2 separate regions of the Mus musculus genome follow, and region 2 is linked to region 1. Evidence: chromatin loops called from intact Hi-C (ENCODE). Cell type or tissue: left cerebral cortex. All regions are shown on one strand. Each heading gives the region's core, and the rest is flanking DNA. Links, peaks and the distances in the headings are about the cores only. Region 1 holds the start of Fbxo43 (F-box protein 43). Region 2 overlaps Ywhaz (tyrosine 3-monooxygenase/tryptophan 5-monooxygenase activation protein, zeta polypeptide).

What was found. Peaks named below come from ENCODE experiments on the same cell type or tissue, not always from the same donor. Only the 100,000 strongest peaks of a DNase experiment are listed, where the experiment ranks them.
Region 2: it touches region 1 in a loop (5-fold over the local background); 2 of 42 quality-filtered maps call a loop at or near these places.

What each region holds. Positions count from the first base shown.
Region 1 is chr15:36,160,843-36,169,113 of GRCm38, forward strand. It overlaps Fbxo43 (F-box protein 43), which reads right to left and starts at 4,019. Exons shown (of 5, transcript NM_001081253.2): 1 at 3,628-4,019; 2 at 845-2,327. The coding sequence starts at 2,217. In left cerebral cortex, for the core only: CTCF peaks have their summits at 3,312 and 7,017 (motif pointing right); DNase peaks (open chromatin) are centred at 3,354, 4,192 and 7,047; H3K4me3 peaks cover 1,086 bases.
Region 2 is chr15:36,776,474-36,784,807 of GRCm38, forward strand. The region is part of intron 3 of Ywhaz (tyrosine 3-monooxygenase/tryptophan 5-monooxygenase activation protein, zeta polypeptide); the gene reads right to left. Among named protein-coding and RNA genes, the nearest start is that of Ywhaz, 14 kb to the right of the region's middle. In left cerebral cortex, for the core only: a CTCF peak has its summit at 4,657 (motif pointing left); DNase peaks (open chromatin) are centred at 4,105 and 4,638; H3K4me3 peaks cover 1,597 bases.

The DNA.
Region 1 (8,271 bases), core at 1-8,000:
AGCTAGCTATTTTTCTGAGAGTCTAGAATTTTGACTAAATAATAATATCCATTATTTGTGAGAGTTCCTCAGTTACTATAATTGTTGCTCTTATTTCTGATCAAATATCATGACCTTAAAACAGTTTGCATCTGGCAATGGGATGTGGACCTTTTAAATAAAACATTTAAAAATCTGTGGAATAAATCAGCATGGTAGCACACACCTTGAAATCCTAGAACCTGAATGATGGGAAAATCAGTTCAAGGTCACCCTGAACCTTATAGTGAGTACAAGGCTATCCTGGGCTATGTAAGAGCCTGTGTCTGCCTGTATGTCTGTCCACTCCCCCCTCACACACACCCCCACTCACGGTAGTGAGGACTGGTAAAGTAAATGTAAGTAGGAAGACCTGCGTTTTGATTCACTATCCACATAAAAGGCTCAGCACCCACTCGCAATCCCAGTGTGGGGAAGTGGAGGCAGGAGGCCTCCTGGCCTTGTCTCAGAAAGTAAGGCAATTTTAAAAAGCCACACAAACACATGCACACACACACAACCACCATGACCACCACCAACAACAACAAGAAGCAATTTTGAAATAAAGCCTGGCATTTTGATTTTTTTTCTTCTGACCTTGGATCTGAGCAATCCTTCTCCCTCAGCTTCTCAAGTACCTGAGATCACAAGCTGTCCCATCAGAGATTACAGGCCTAGCCTATCCCATCAGGGATCACAGGGCTACTAGGGAGGTCATTTAAGCTTCCTCTGATATAGTGTAAGACAACCAAAGACAGAAACACAACAAAACACCAATTTAAAAAATGATAAAAGTTTTCTTTCATGAGCCACTTTTATTCCTTACCTGTATAAACTCTCCGAAGTCAAGGACTCTAAAACCATAGCTAGGATGTGCTTCAAGTTTCTATACTGTAATTCGGTCAGGATATCCAGCTGTTCTATGCCCATCTTCTTGCCAATCAGTCCTGCGAGAACACGCTGCAGTCTGGCAATTTTCCCCTCGTCCCTGTCCTCAAAGAATTCCTGGTCATCTTCCTGCTGAGATCGTTTCCTTTTGCTTTTCATAAAGAGCTCCTGCACCAACTGCAGGGCTGGAGTATTTGATAAGTCCTTAAAGCTTAAAGCCAAGTTCCCACGCTTCTCCTCAGAGCCTTGCAGACTCTCCAAGACACCTGAATCAGAGTTAGGATGGACCGTCTGCATTTCATCCTCTGACTGGGAGCCTTGCTCCTGGAGAGTGGACAGTCTTCTCAACCTCCCAAAATGCTTTGGCTTTTTTACCTGGTCCCCAACTTTGGGAGTCACCCTGTGTTTTTGAAGCAGTTCTTGAAAAGAGCCCTCTTGGTCAGAGAGGAAATCTTCTGATTTGTCCCAGCTAAGTGAGCAAAAGCCACTGTCTTCAGGTGTAAAAAGACTGTCTCTCACCTCTCCTGAAGAATCAAGAGTTTGGTTTCCATTAAATTTGATTTTTGCTATGAGACTACTTACTGGAGTTACAGATGTAGTCACATCTGCTCCATAGGTTGTTTGGCTACCACAGGAGCCCAGAAGTTCAGGACATGTATTCTCATCACTAACACTTAAACTGCTGTCACTAAAGTGTGTGATAGAATCTTTAAAATCATTGCCTTCAATTGGAGACAGACATTCCACTTCAAACAAGCCACAGTTGTCTTTGGAATCTTCAATGGTGGAAGTCTTGTGCTGAGAAAAATGTAACCTTGAGTTCTGACTGTTGGAAACCACATCCTCTGTTTTTATCGTGCTGGTAACTAATGGGCTAAAGTTGTCTTCCTTTGGGAAACCTGAAGTGCTACCTGGCAAATGTTTTTCTAGGCTAACACCTTGGCTTATGTTACTTTCCAGAGATCTGCTTTGTGAATCAGAATCCCCCTTCAGAAGAGGGAAAGAAAAGTCTAGCCGCCTGCGTAATGTGCATTTTTTCCTTCTGAGTTTAGGAGTCTCACAAAGTTCTGGGCTTTTATCCTTTTCCTTCCTTAGGGACACAGACTTCATTATTTGACTGGGAGATACTGCAGAATTGGGGGAACCTAAACTTGGAGTTTCAGGATGCTCACAGGTTAGCATAGGCTCTTCTTCTTTCTTATTAAGGCTGCAAGATTCTGACAGCTCGTGATGGCCCCTATATTTAAAGGAGGATGTGGAACAAAAGTCTATGAGGCTGAGACCCTTGACAGTGACAGCAGAGGAGTCCATATTGCTTCCTGCTCTGTGGCTGGCTGAGTGCCTTTGGGATATCTTCAAGCTCTCTGTTTTTACCAAGTAGATACAAGTTTATTCTTCCTTTGTGATGTGCAGCCAAGCAACTTATAACAAAATATATAATTTGTGTTAAATATAGATAATAGGAAATTATGTGATTTTTTTCAAGTTACTTAAAAACAAATTTTCATAATAAACTGTCCTAAATGTCCTACTTAAAATACCACCTTGCTATAAACTGTATTATATTCTGATTACTTGACAACCATAGGCAAAGCACCAAGCACAAATATTTACTTGAACTATTCTTAACAAAAACATACCAGCCTTATTTTCAGATTATTTTGTTACTGTATGATTTTAGTTAGCAAGTGTATATTCGGTTGCAACATTCTAATGTCTCTGTGTTCAGTTATTTCCTTTCAAAGCTCACCAGGCGAGGCTGGGGCTGCGGCTCAGAGGTCAAGAGCTTTTGCACTGCTCTCACCAGATACCCAGGCTCGGTTCCCAGCTCACATCCTCATGTTCAATAGTGTCTCTATGTATGTCTCTATGGGCACTGTACTCATGCACATACACAGACATACATAATTAAAAATAAATCAGAAAAAAACCACTATGTTTTTTCTTTTTAACATTTATTTGTGGGTGACACACATGCAAACATAGCATGCCATAGAAGTCATTTCTCTCGTTCGGCCACATGGACTTAGACATGTATGGTATGTAAGTTAAATATGTAGTTTAAATATTACAAAATAACCTGCTACAAAAACCACAAGATCCGAGGCTCACTGCTATAAAGCAAAGTGATTTTTAAGCCTCTTCCGCTTTTGGGCAGTTTTGACTTCTGATCCCCTGTGCTTATGACTAACTTCTGCGCATGCCTGGTAGGACAAGATGATTAAGCTCTGCTTTCTACAAATTGCTCCAAATAGTAAGTTACAATGTTTCCTCTCATAAATCACTTTCTCCTGAAAAAATATTAATTCAATCAATTTGCGAAAGTTAGAGCATGTGCATTTACTGTATTGTATTGAATTTTATTCCATGTGAAATTTATTCTAAAAGTGACCTGTTCTGCCACTTCACCACTAGGTGCCTCACCAGCATAAGATTTGGGAAATGGAAGCTAAAAACCGTTGGGAATAAAGTAGGAGCCCTGATACACGCTCCCTACTTGGGAAAACCAGAGACTCTGTCGCTGCCTTCATCCTCATCTTGCTTATACACCAAAATGCCTGCTTCAAACTTTGAAAATTATTCATGCAACCACAGGCTGATGAATCAAACAAACCTTTTGATGGCAAAAAAAAAAAAAAGTTCTGATAAATCACTCAGAACTCCTATCTACAAAGACTTACGCAAAATAAAAAAAAATAAAAATAAAAAAAAAAGACTTACGCCCTATACAAGTCAGAAAACTGCTTCGTTAAACCGATGCTCTCATTAAAGTGGAATATCTTACCACCAGTCAACCTTGAGTTCTTAAGACATGTCAAAGTAAGGTAGGCTTCCAAACAACAAAGTCTGTCATCTTTGCCTTTAAAGTTCATGCCGAGGTACCACCACTTAAGAGAAAAACCTCAACAATTAACGGAGCCCGGAGCAGCGCCGGGACGGCTTCAGGAGGGGCAGCGGCTGGGAAGGTCAAGTCGCTCGGAATCTCTCCGCCCCGCAGCAGCCGCACTCTCCGGCCTCTCTCCAGCCAGTCTTGGACCTGGGGGAATCTCCCGACTAGAGACCAGAGATGCCCCCCCACCGGAGCTGCCGAGCCGTCTGCTGCGGGCGGGACTAACGGTCGTCACCCGGACGTGCGGGCGGGCGTGCGGGCGGGAGACGCCCCTGGGAGGAGGGCGGAGCGGCTGCGGGCCGGCGCACCTGGGCCGCGCCGCCCACCTGAGCCGGGAGCCTCGGCCGAGCCCGCCCCTGCCACCTTTCCCCGCCCAGGGCACCACCCTCCCCACCTTCCGTCTGAGCGCTCGCCCCGCCTCCCCGCCCTCATCCCTTCGCAGCTCCGCCCTGCTCCATCCAGCTCTCTGTTGGTCCCTGCATCACTGCGTGCGACCAGACTGGAGGGACGCATCGGTTAGAAAACCTGCAGTGCCAGGCATCATCCCTGGAAGTGTTTCGCCCGATGTACAAAGTCAAAGAATCCTATCAACAGCTTTGGATAGTAAAGGCGTAAATACAGCATAAGGACGGAGAGGTTGACTTCCTAACTATTTGATTTTGGGTTAAGAGAGTGGCAGTGGTCCCTGGGAGTCCACTTGAACTTGTTAGGTAGCCAAGACTGTCCTGGAACTCCTGATTTTCCTGCCTTCATCTTCCAATGGCTAGGATTACAGGAGTGCCCCAATAAACCCAGCAACACCCCCCAACTTTGGTTTTGGTTTTGTGTGTGTGTGTGTGTGTGTGTGTGTGTGTGTGTGTGTGTGTGTGTGTGTGTGTTTAAGACCGTGTCACATGAAGTCCAGGCTGGACTTGAACTCCCGATCCTCCTCATTCCACCTTCCAAGTTCTGGCGTGTGCCACCACACCTGGTTAATGATTTTTTTTAAAAATAGTTTATGATTTTGCCCTCGTTTCTACAGTGAACAAATATATAAATTTTGTGAATAGACAAAAAAGAAAAAAGTTGTGAGTCACACCTCTATAGTCTCTGCAGTCAGGAGGCAGAGGATCTCCATAGAGACCAGCCATGTCTACATACCAAGTTTCAGGTCAGCCTAAGCTACATAGCCACTGACCTGAAAAAAAAAAAAAAAAAACCAACAAAACAAAAGTTATGAATAAATGAGTGACTGTGTTTATTGGTTTCAGACATTCCTTTTTAGGGATCAGAAACAGCCAAGAACCTATCACACCAAATACATTTAAAGTCTTGGCTTTCATTCAGTGTTCCAAGAATGCACAGCCTGACCCCCATCGCCTGTCTAGCTGGTCTTCTCCGAGCAGAGACTCTTTTCTTCCTGGGACCACTGCAACAAGACATTCCACCTAGGCAGTGTTCAAAGTTTTATCTTCTCCAAATTGACACAGGTCTCAATCAGAACCTCAGCTGCCACCTTTAAGCTAGTAACAACCACTACCCTCTTCTCTGAGGATTCTCCTTAGCGTTGACAAATAGGCTTAAAATACCCAAACTCAAAAGTAAGCTCAAGCTACATGCTATTCATGCAAAGATGAACAGGGCACAGTTTCTTAATGAGGCTTGTTTATAAACAGGTGAGAGTGCCCTCACTCCCTAGGGCACTGGGCAGGTGCTAACCATTAAACCAGTTAGAATTTGACAGCTCAGCTGATAAGGGCACTTGCTACTCTTTCAAAGGACCTGAGTTTTGTTCCCAGCACCCTTACCACACTGCTTACAACTGCCCAGAACTGCAACTTTGGGAATTGACACCCTTTTCTGACCTCTGCAGGCACTCGCACACACATGGCATATATTCACAAAGATACACATTTAAAAATGTTTAAAACCACTGTGTTTGTGTAATCTCTGATAGTGAGCACTCCCCATGTTCATTTTCCTGTAGATAAAGATTCCTGAGGAGGTTGACTCCCTAGTTAGAAGCTACTGCACTCTTCCTTGCTGCCCTGATAGGCTGTCACATTCACGTCTTTACCAGCATCTACACAACCACCTCATCCAGTATCATTCCTAGGTTTATTTCCCCTGCACTTTTTGCTATCCCAAGCCTTAATGAACTCTCATTGACCCTCAAACCACTTCCATTTAAGCCAGGGGAGTAGTGCCCCCCAACCAGAGACCTAACAGAGACTCCTTTGACTGGATCTAAACGCGTAATACTGTGTTGGCATTACATACCCTTCCTCTGGCTATATGAGCAGGGTATTTGATTTTATTTGGTGGGATGCCTAGGAAACACTCTGTTACGATGCTCTCCTGCTCTTGTAATGGGAAAAAGCTCAATAAAAGTCCTCTTGTCTGCTTCTAACGTTTATTCATTTATTTATATATTTTTTAGATTCTTTGTGTGTGTGTGTGTGTGTGTGTGTGTGTGTGCGTGTGCGCTCTCGAGAGCATAGGACAGTCATAGTAAAACCCAACAGTGTCTGTTCTCTTTTGATTGTGTGGGTTTCAAAGACTAAGCTTGGCTTCTTAGGCCTGGTGACAAGCACCTGTACCTACTGAGCCATCTCACTCATCCCTTGCCTGCTTTGAGGAATGCAGCTGATAGGAGGAAATTGATATGCAGCAAGAAGCAGCAGAGATGGCCGAGCAGCTAAGCAGCATGGCAAGGTGGCTGACTGCTTGGCAGCTAGAGAAGGGTCAGCTGAAGATTTCCAGAGCACAGCAGGAGCAGGACAATATGAGTGGGAGGTAGAGACGGTGAGGAGAGGCTGGAAGGATACAGTAAGGCTGTGCAGGCCCTGGTGGCTGAAGAGTTCTAGAGAGCTGTCAAGATTGATTTATCTGAATCAATCAAAAGCAGATTTATTACTTAAAAAATAATCTTTATCCAAGAGTGGTGGTACATACCTTTAATCCAGGTATTTGGGAGGCAGAGGCAAACACAGATCTCTTGTGAATTTGAGGCCAGCCTGATCTACACAGTGAGTTCCAGGCCAGACATAGCTATATATTCAGAGTTCATATAGGTGGTGGTAATGATGATGCACCTGGATCCTGAGAATCGTAGCCCACCTTTGGGGGCTAAGGAGTCCAGACTTCCACATCCTACAACCAAGTCTAATATTTGTGGAGCTTATTGATGGCCATAGAGCAAAGCGTGAGGCTATGCAAGGCCTGTAGGAGAACTAACACTAGATGGCACCACTTGCTGCTCTTCCTGGTCTGCAGCTGTTGCTCAAATCTGCTCAGAAAGCAAAGCGGCAAAGGCCAGCCCTTGACAAGCTGGTCTGTCTTTGCTGCTTATAGTTTCTATCTGAGTAAGAAGATCCCAGCCATCCGACTGGTAACACTGGTACAGGACAGGGCAATACTGTAATGGAGTTCAACAGTGGAACAAAGGAACATCTAATCCACTAGAGGAGAGATACAGTGCTGACCTGTAAGCACCATAAGGTGAAGTGGATTTTGATGGGTGCGTAGCAATAGGAGGGCAGACAACAGGGAACCCTGAACTAAACATGCAAGGACAGGAAATGTTAGGCACATTAGAAAAGCTGTTAATCACTCGTTACAGACATTGTTGTCCCTACTCCTTTCCCCTGGGGCTCTCAGGGATCTGAGTGATGCTGATGGCCTGTTTCAGGGTGAGTGTGACAACCTGTTGAAGGAGTGAAGCTGCTGGGTCCTTGGGCTGCAGAGGATGAGATACCATCCCCCTCTAGCCACATCAACAAGTGACAGGGGCAGCAGAACAGATAAACTGAGAGCAGACAGGGATGCTGGACCCCAAAGCAAGGCCAACTGGGGTCTCTGGAATCAGTTAAAAAACACTTCCAAGGAAAAGGCCATGAGCAACAGCATCAACAAAGTCAAAGCTAAAGGAAAGACATGAAATATAAAAGACTGCATTTTATTGCCAGCCACACATAATGCCTTGTTTTTTTCTGATACTAAAGGAAATGATTACTGATCCTCCTTTAGTAGAATTTATCTGAATCAATCAAAAGCAGATTTATTACTTAAAAAATAATCTTTATCCAAGAGTGGTGGTACATACCTTTAATCCAGGTATTTGGGAGGCAGAGGCAAACACAGATCTCTTGTGAATTTGAGGCCAGCCTGATCTACACAGTGAGTTCCAGGCCAGACATAGCTATATATTCAGAGTTCATATAGGTGGTGGTAATGATGATGATGATGCACCTGGAAACCAGGGCACTGGCGGACAGGGCTGGTGAAAAAAAGTTCTTAAGAAGAAACAGATCAGTCTCAAGAGTTGTGGATGAATGAATGTTAAGACTGATATCTACCCATGGACAGTGCAGAGCATCTTAGAGAAAAGGATGTATAGGATGGAAAGAAGTAAGGGTGGTGGCATGGAGACCAGCAGAGAGCCACTGTGTTACTCTGCAGCAGAGAGAAGAGCTACTGTGTTACTAGGCAGTAGA
Region 2 (8,334 bases), core at 103-8,102, 620 kb after region 1:
TTTCTAATAACCCAGCAGTTCAGAGTGCTGGTGCAGGAGGATTGCTGTGGATGAGACCAGCCTAGACTGCAAATGGACACTAACTCAAAAATTAAATCAACAAGTAAATCAAGGCAGGGAAAAGGCCAGATGGAAAAAACCCTTTCATCTCATCATAGCAATTTATTTTTCTTATTTACAGATCCTCACAAATGGAAATTTTCATTCTGTAGCTTTGCTTAAAACTATTAGTGTAGAGCTTACTGGAACTGTTACATACTAAATAAAACCAACTTCAAACAAATAATGTAACTGCATTGGAGAGAAAAAGGTAGAACAGAGTGAATAAATAAAAGTCAGTCTCTCACCATACCTACTTCCTTGAACACCACTGCTTTGAAATCAAAGTGATGTCCGTGCTCATCTGGGCTGAAGCCCAGATATGCCAATTCTTACAAGAAGTGTGCCTAGATTCTGGTTTCTATTCTCCGAAAAGACTCGAGATTCTTGAATATCTATAATCCAATGATGGAGGACAGAACTGAACAAATTTTAATCCTACTGCTTAATCTATGCATGTAGATAGGCCATAAAGATACGGTTAAGAGTGAGTGACTCTATCCCTCATAATGTACAAACGTGGCAGCTGGCATGCGCACCTTTGTAATCTCAACACTTAAAGGCAACACAGGTCACCCAAAGGTTAGGAAAGTATCTCAGTGACCCTGTGCTGGCCTAGCAAAGCCACAGAATCGACTTGCATGTGTGGAGGGTGTAATGGAAAACCCTAAAGCTGGACAGATACTCCTTTGGGAAGTGTTGATAAATGTTCACGGGAATTAGCAACCTACTTTATTAGTAATTTCTGTATTCCTAAAAAACATATCAGGAGCAGGGCAGTGGTGGCACACATCTTTAATCCCAGCACTTAAGAGGCAGAGGAGCCGGTTCCTGAGTTCCAGTTGAGTCTAGCTAGAGCATGCTTCAGAGTTCCAGTTGAGACCCTTCTGAAAAACCAAAACCAACCAAACCAAGCCAAACCCCTTATTGGGAATTGCAGTAACAGATCAACAGCAATCCCTCAGCCTCCCCACTTAAGTGACTCACTTAACTTTCAGTGTGTCTATCAAAACACCCATTTTAGAATAAGCACAGCAATGTCTAAAGCTCTCTGAAATAAAACGAGGACCCTATGAACAAAGCATCTAGTTTGATGCACAAAAGCCACACACACATATTCTGGGGATAATCACAGGCCCTCAGAACCATGAGTTTTTTATTCAAACCAACAGCAACCAAAATCATTTGAAAAAGTAACTTTCAACTTACAATAGGTACTAGCATGTATTGGGGCCTGGGAATCTATTCATGTGGCCAGAGTGACAGCTGCATTTCTCCATCTTCCTCACAGAAAAAGCTATCAGTACAAAGGCTATCAATTAACCTCCTACTTCCAAAGACTATATAATGTTTTATTTTTAAACTGTGAGTGCATAGAACCCAGATAGCAGCTCCTTAACTATTTGTGTTTCAGGGGAATCTGGCCACTCTTCAAGGACACCAGGCTGCACACGGTGCAAACACATGCATACAGACAAAACACCCCACACAGAAAACAGTAAGATAATAGACAATAATGCTGATTGCTTGTACTGTCATGGAAATAGTCATGACTGCACAGGAGGATGAGTGAAGAATGACTCTCAAGTGCCTGCATATCACTGCTAATGCCTGTAACTTTCTAGTCACATGTGCTACATGCTGCTCACCTTAAAATACAGCAACTGTTTATACTGTCCACCCACTTCCAAAGAACAGGAAATAAAAATGTGGGCTAAAATACTTTTTAATGCTAACACATTCTTCCTAAACCTAATTTTTATAGGCACTTGAGTTTCACCTCTATTGTGTCTACTTCCAAAGGTTTTAGTTTAAGGAGAACAAGGACATATCCTTTGTAAGGCAGTCAGGGACTAGTGTTACTGGAAGATAGAGAAAATGGAAGGCTTAGTTTGTCCTTTGTTTTCTTAGAGTAGGTACAATTATTAAAACAATTTTACACCTTTTAACTTTCACGCAGTCAGTTTTGTTCTTTAAGCTACAACCTCAACACTGCCCAGGTGTAAACTGAACTCATAGGCTCAAGTGATCATGCCTCCACCCTACTATAAGGTAGAGTAGTAGGGTCTCATGGGTTTAAATTTTATAAGCTAAACACCACTACCCAAAACCCATCATGTTGCCTGCTTCTAAGACACTCAAATATTAAATTCTGACTGAATTACAATGAATGAATTCTTCAACAGCCTACTTTAAAAACAAGAATTTTACAACAAGCTTCAGTAGAAAAATTTTTATTATCTTAGTACCTTAAAGACCCATCTCTCAAATACAAAAATAAACAAAGCTCACTATTTAATTTTTAAACAATTAAGATACAATATAAACTGAGGCTGATTCTATCAGATAATGAATATTTTCCTAAGAGAAAAAAAAATATTCTGTGTCTCTGACACCCCAAGTGCTCACTTTGGAGGACACAGAGGTGTCAGAGCAAGCACAAGCATTCCCAAGCTGCAGCCACATAGCAGGCTGTCTACACTTGCATGAGACAGAGGAAATCACTCTCTAGACCAAAGGTCAACAAAGACCAGTGAGAAACTGGTCATCGAGGTAGCACAAGTATCTTGTTTCACTACGTTAATTTCAAGGTTTGCTTTCCATTTTATCCCAGGAAAAGTATCCCCAATCAATCATGAATCCTCAGATTTCCTAGAAATTTGAGAGCACATTTCCTCCCCTGCCCCCCCTTTTAGAGCAAAGACATTTTAGATCATACAATTTTAAAAAAAATATTTATTTATCATATGTAAGTACACTGTAGCTGTCTTCAGATACCCCAGAAAAGGGCATCAGATCTCATTACAGGTGGTTATGAGTCACCATGTGGTTGCTGGGTTTTGAACTCAGGACCTTGGAAGCAGTCAGTGCTCTTACTGGCTGAGTCATCTCTCCAGCCCATATAGATCACACAACTTTTAACAAAGTAATTTATAGTTTACCCTTTAAAAAAAAAAAAGTGGATACTTTTAAAGGTTTTGTTTGATGAGACCTGGGTATTCTCAGGCCTCCTGTGGGCCGATTTTGAGACAATGGCCATCAGTCAGGTTTTTCCCGTCAAAGCCCTTTACTGTACCAACAGACTGCAGTGCTGGTGCTGTAGCAGGACAAAGCACACTTCCCAAGCATGGCTTGCTCACTGTAATGTGACACCACACCTGAACCTCTGCCCCAAAGAGAGCCTGAAGTCATGTGACAAAGAATTACAAATGCAAGCAAACCGTGTGCCAGGAAAGGAACACCAAGACCATAAAAAGCTGCCGGAAAAGTTGCCCAGCTAACAGACAGTAAGTCAGCTGTGCAGGGGAATAGAATTCCGGAACCATCTAATAAATACAATGGGTCAACATTATATTTAGGTAAAACCTTTAAGGGAACAATTTTGTTAGACTCCTGGTTAAATCATAAAAATTGAGGTTGGAGAGATGGCTCATTGGTTAAGAACGCTGGCTGCGCTTCCAGATAACCAAGGCTCCCAACCATCAGGACCGCCAGTCCCCAGGGGATCCTTTGGCCTCTAAGGGTACCAGGCATGCATGTGATGAACAGACACACATTTGGGGAAAGGAAGGAAGGAAGGAAGGAAGAGAGAGAGAAAGAAAGAAAGAGAGAGCGCGCAAGCAGGTAAGATGTCTCGCTGGCTAAAGGCCTCATGCCAAGACTGGTGGCATGATCTCAATGTTTCAGACCTCCACTGAAGGAAAACTGACTCCTGCAAAGTGTCCTGTGGTTTAGGTGCACGACTGCGTGCACGCACGCGCACAGAGTTAAAATATTTGTTTAAAGAGAAACCCTTAAAGTATCAAGAGCTTCTAAAGACTGTAAGAGCTTGCTTCACTTTCTTCCTACATCAGTTTATTTCTGTATTTCAAAATTTCAGAGACAGCACAGAAGCAATGATGCACCTGTAAACGTAAGATTTGGGAGGACAGTTCTCACTTCCTACACTTACTGCAAGAACTGCCATCAATGGTCATGAAGGAAACACATTAGCAAGAACAAGTCCTAAGCTGGGGTTGGTGCTTGTGCCTATAACCCTAGCACTTGGGAGGAAGACTGCTCAAGTCTGAGGCCAGCCCAAGCTTTGGTATGAATTATACCCTATTTCAAAACACAAAAAGCTGGATATGGAAGTGCCAACACTTGCGAGGTAGAGGCAGGAGGAGCAGGACTTCAAAGACTTTAATCAATACATACACACACAAATAAAAAACACACTAAAATGATCCCTAAAACTAATAAACTAAAATTTGAAAACGCAGCTGAACTTTAATGTGACTCAGAGTGAGAGTGAGCCTCCAAACCTGACCGAGCCTCTGCCTCTGTGCCATCACATCATTTAGTACTAAATACCCCCAAAGAGGCAATCTACTTTACAAAAACATGGTTAACATTTCTTGTGCAAGTCTTCCCACGCAAACTTTCCCCAGCACTTTACCCTACAGGATTTACCATCATTTCTAGTTCTCTTAAAATCTTAACTAGAAAGCTAAGCTATGAATTTAACCTATCCACTGTTTCTGAGTTTTAAGTCTTTTACTCCCCCTTGTGGCTGAAGGGGTGAGTGCTTACAAACTGTAACCTCAGTTGCTCCAAACTAACCATTTAGTAAAGTGTTCATAAAACATGTTAACAATGCTTCCTATGGCAACACTGAATGTTGTGTGTGAGGTCTCATGGACAGCTGCTACCTTTAAAGATCTGACATGAGGAAATGAAGAAGGTGACAGAGGGTGACTAACTCCAATGCATTCCCAACAATAAGCACATAGCAGACCGTCACTACATGTCAACCAACAAGGGCGCTGATAGAGTAGTTCCTTGGGCAGCACCCTAAAATACCACAAAAAGGAGTTTATGCCAAAAATTTAATAAGCAAAGCATCTTTACAAAATTGAATGCTTGATGGAATGCATTTAGGTGTTTCTGACCAGTTGGTGGTGGAGGGAGACACAGAGACGACCTCTGAATGGAAGTTACCATGATCATCTATTCAGGGTCACTGGGCCCAGGGTAAACACTGGGAAAAAACAGAACTGGGAGGAACTACTGCTAAACAACCCTGTGGTGGCTTTGCACTAAAGCAGGATTTCTATTTAAGAACAGCCTGGGCTACAGAATGAGAGCCTGCCTCAAAATAACTAACCAACTAACTATAAGGCAAACCTTTACTACTAATCAATATAGGTAAAACCAGACACCAACTCACCAAGCAGTTCTTGATAAAGTATTCTGACACCCTCCTCTGCAAGGTCCCTTTTGCAAACAGCATAACCATGGGCCTCATAAAACAAGGTCCCATTACCAAGCACTTACTTCATCATAAAGCTGTGTGCGCGGACAGAACAGGGGTCAACTTGAGGTGTCTTCCACCTCTTTCTTCCTTTCTTTCCTTCTTTCTGTAACAGGGTCTGTCAACAGACCTGGACCCCAGCTGAGTTGGGTGGCTTGGCCAGTGACCTTCAGGAATCTGTCTGACTCTTCCACCCCAGGAGAGGTCTACAGTCCAGTAGGAGCTGGGGATCTGAATTTGGGTCTTCCTGCTTACATAGCACGTGTTTTATCAACTGAGTCATCTCTCCAGCACCATTTTAAATGTTTGTCTTCAGTTTCTTTTTACAGTTTCATTTTCAGAGCCAAGGTTTTACCACATATAGCTCAAACTGACCTCAAATTTGTTATTTCCTGCTTGGGGTGCTGGGATTACAGGAACACGGCACCTAACATATGACCTTTGTTTGTTTGATTGATGCTTGACAGTCTCTTTGTCCCAGGCTCTAGCCTTGAAACTAGCTCCAAGACACAGGCTGTCCAACTTCTGGCCCTTCAGCCATCACCCACAGAGGTCCATGCCAGGATTACAGCTACTATGCCCTTTATGCTGGGGCTGAGGGTGGTACCCAAGTGCATTTCTTTCATCAAATGAGCCGCATCCTCAACCCAACACTTTAACAGTGTTTATAACCTGCACACATTAGTCTGTAAATTCCCAGCTCTTCCCCCATCAAATCTTTAAAAAAATGTTGAAGCAGCTTCCCCTGCCTTACTTCTATTTGTGTACAAGTCATTTTCCTCTCTAGTTGAGACTTAGAAGCAGAAGATTTTTATATCTTCTTTTCTATGACACAGGGTTTACAAAATAATGGGCAGTCACTCAATAAATATTAACTATAGGGCCGTTAAGTCTGCGCAACTATCCTAACTTTCACTCCTTACCATAAAAATCCACACAGAAATGTCCTCTGTGGGGCATATCATTATCTTTGTGATATGATTAAAGAGTCTGATGATAATGCTCTCAGATGAGAGCTAAGGACAACTGGAAGGAGAGCCATTACGGAAAAAGAGCATGGTTCCAAGTATGTGAATCCTTAACTGTAACTAAAGTTGTTTATTCTGCCAAAACAACTGGCCTCTGGGTTGACTGGGATCCAAGCATGTCACTTTAAACTGAGCTACGATTCTTATTAGCTTTAAATTTATTTTGCATACAGATATTCTGCCTGCCTACATGTTGTACACATGTACACTTGGTGCCAGCAGAGACCAAGAAAAGGTGTCAGATCCTCTAGGTCTGGAATTACAGAGAGTTCTGAGCTACCATGTAGATGACAGTAATGTACTTGAGTTTCATTACCTGAGTCCTCTTGAAGATTAGCCAGTGAGTGGCTCTTAACTGTTGAGAAAAGATCAAGCCCAAGTCAATGACCAGCTAGCCACAGCACTAAAAAACTCTTTTCATGGCTAGAGAGAGATGGCTCAGAGCACTTGTTTTTACAGAGAACCTGACTTGTCCCCCACGGCCCACATGGTAGCTCACAACTGGAGTCCCAGGAAATCCAATATCCTCATCTGGCTTCTTTTGGCACAGACAAATGTGGTACAGGCAGGACATTATACAAACAAAATACTAAGTCTTTTTTTTTTAAAGAGATATTATAATTTTTGGCCATCAAGACAGAGCTGGGTGTAGTGTATCACATGCCTTGATATCTAAAATAATCTGAGGTCAGCCAGGCATACAGCCAGACCTTGTCTTAAAAAAACAAAACACTTATATGAGGTCAGCTAGATGGCTCAGAGGGACAAAGGTGTTTGACAGCAAGCCTGAGCACAGGGCTCTAAAAGGGGTGGGAAATTATCCTACTCATCCTAACTCCACTCTCAAAGATGGGTGTGTGTGTGTGTGTACACATACGTGAGTTTTTAAGTGTAGAACATGTTGAACAATTAAGAGTAAATTTATCCTTAATAAGGTATAACTAGGTACTGCCCAGGAATGTCCTGTATACATCTATGGAAATGAATGAAAAAAGGTGGAACCAGTAAGCTGGCAGCACTGAAGGTACCAGTAGTTTTCACAAGAGGATCAGGAGAAGCTATTTCAAGAAAACAAATTGGCCTTGAGCAGAGACAGCTATTCTAGGAGCCCTACAAACATGAGCTCCATTTATCCTTCATTTGAAACTGTTATGGTACTGAAGGCTATGGGATCTAAGATGAAGACACAGTAGGGAATCCCAAGCATCCTAAACAAACTTAAGCTTACTAGAAGTTCAATGGATTATGGACTAATGCTGATCCAACTTAGTTGACATTAGAACATCCTTAATTTTGACTCTGAAAACCCCACACTTCAGCATGAATATGCCAAAGATCATCTTTTTCCTAGAGCCAAAAGAAAGTGTCTGTTACTTGGTACTCTCAAGATTATACAGTCATGGCTGTTTCTAGACAAGCTCTCATTACAGTCAAGAAAAAGTCTCTCACAACTTAAAGATGCCCCAGAAGTCAAATCCAATTCTGCAAAAATATAAATTATTTCTACATAATCCTTGTACATTATTGGTGTTCTGTCTGCATTTACGTCTGTGTAAGAGTTTCAGATCAGTGGAACTGGAATTACAATTTTGAGCTGCCATGTGGGTCCTGGAAATTGAACCAGGATCCTCTGAAAGAGCAGCCAGTGCTCTTAACCACTGAGCCATCTCTCAAGTCCCCTAAATTATTATTAATGAGCTGAAGGAGAAAAAAATATTTTGTCAAATTGACACAAGCTAGTGATCTGAGATGAGGTAATCTCCTTAAAGAAAATGTCTCCATAAGATCAGGCTGCAGGTAAGCACGTACGGCATTTTTCACGGGTGAGGGTGAGGGCCTAGCACAGGGGGTGGTGCTGATAAGAAAGCATGCTGAGAAAGCTAGGAGTGGCAAGCCAGCTCTCATCCATGGCTT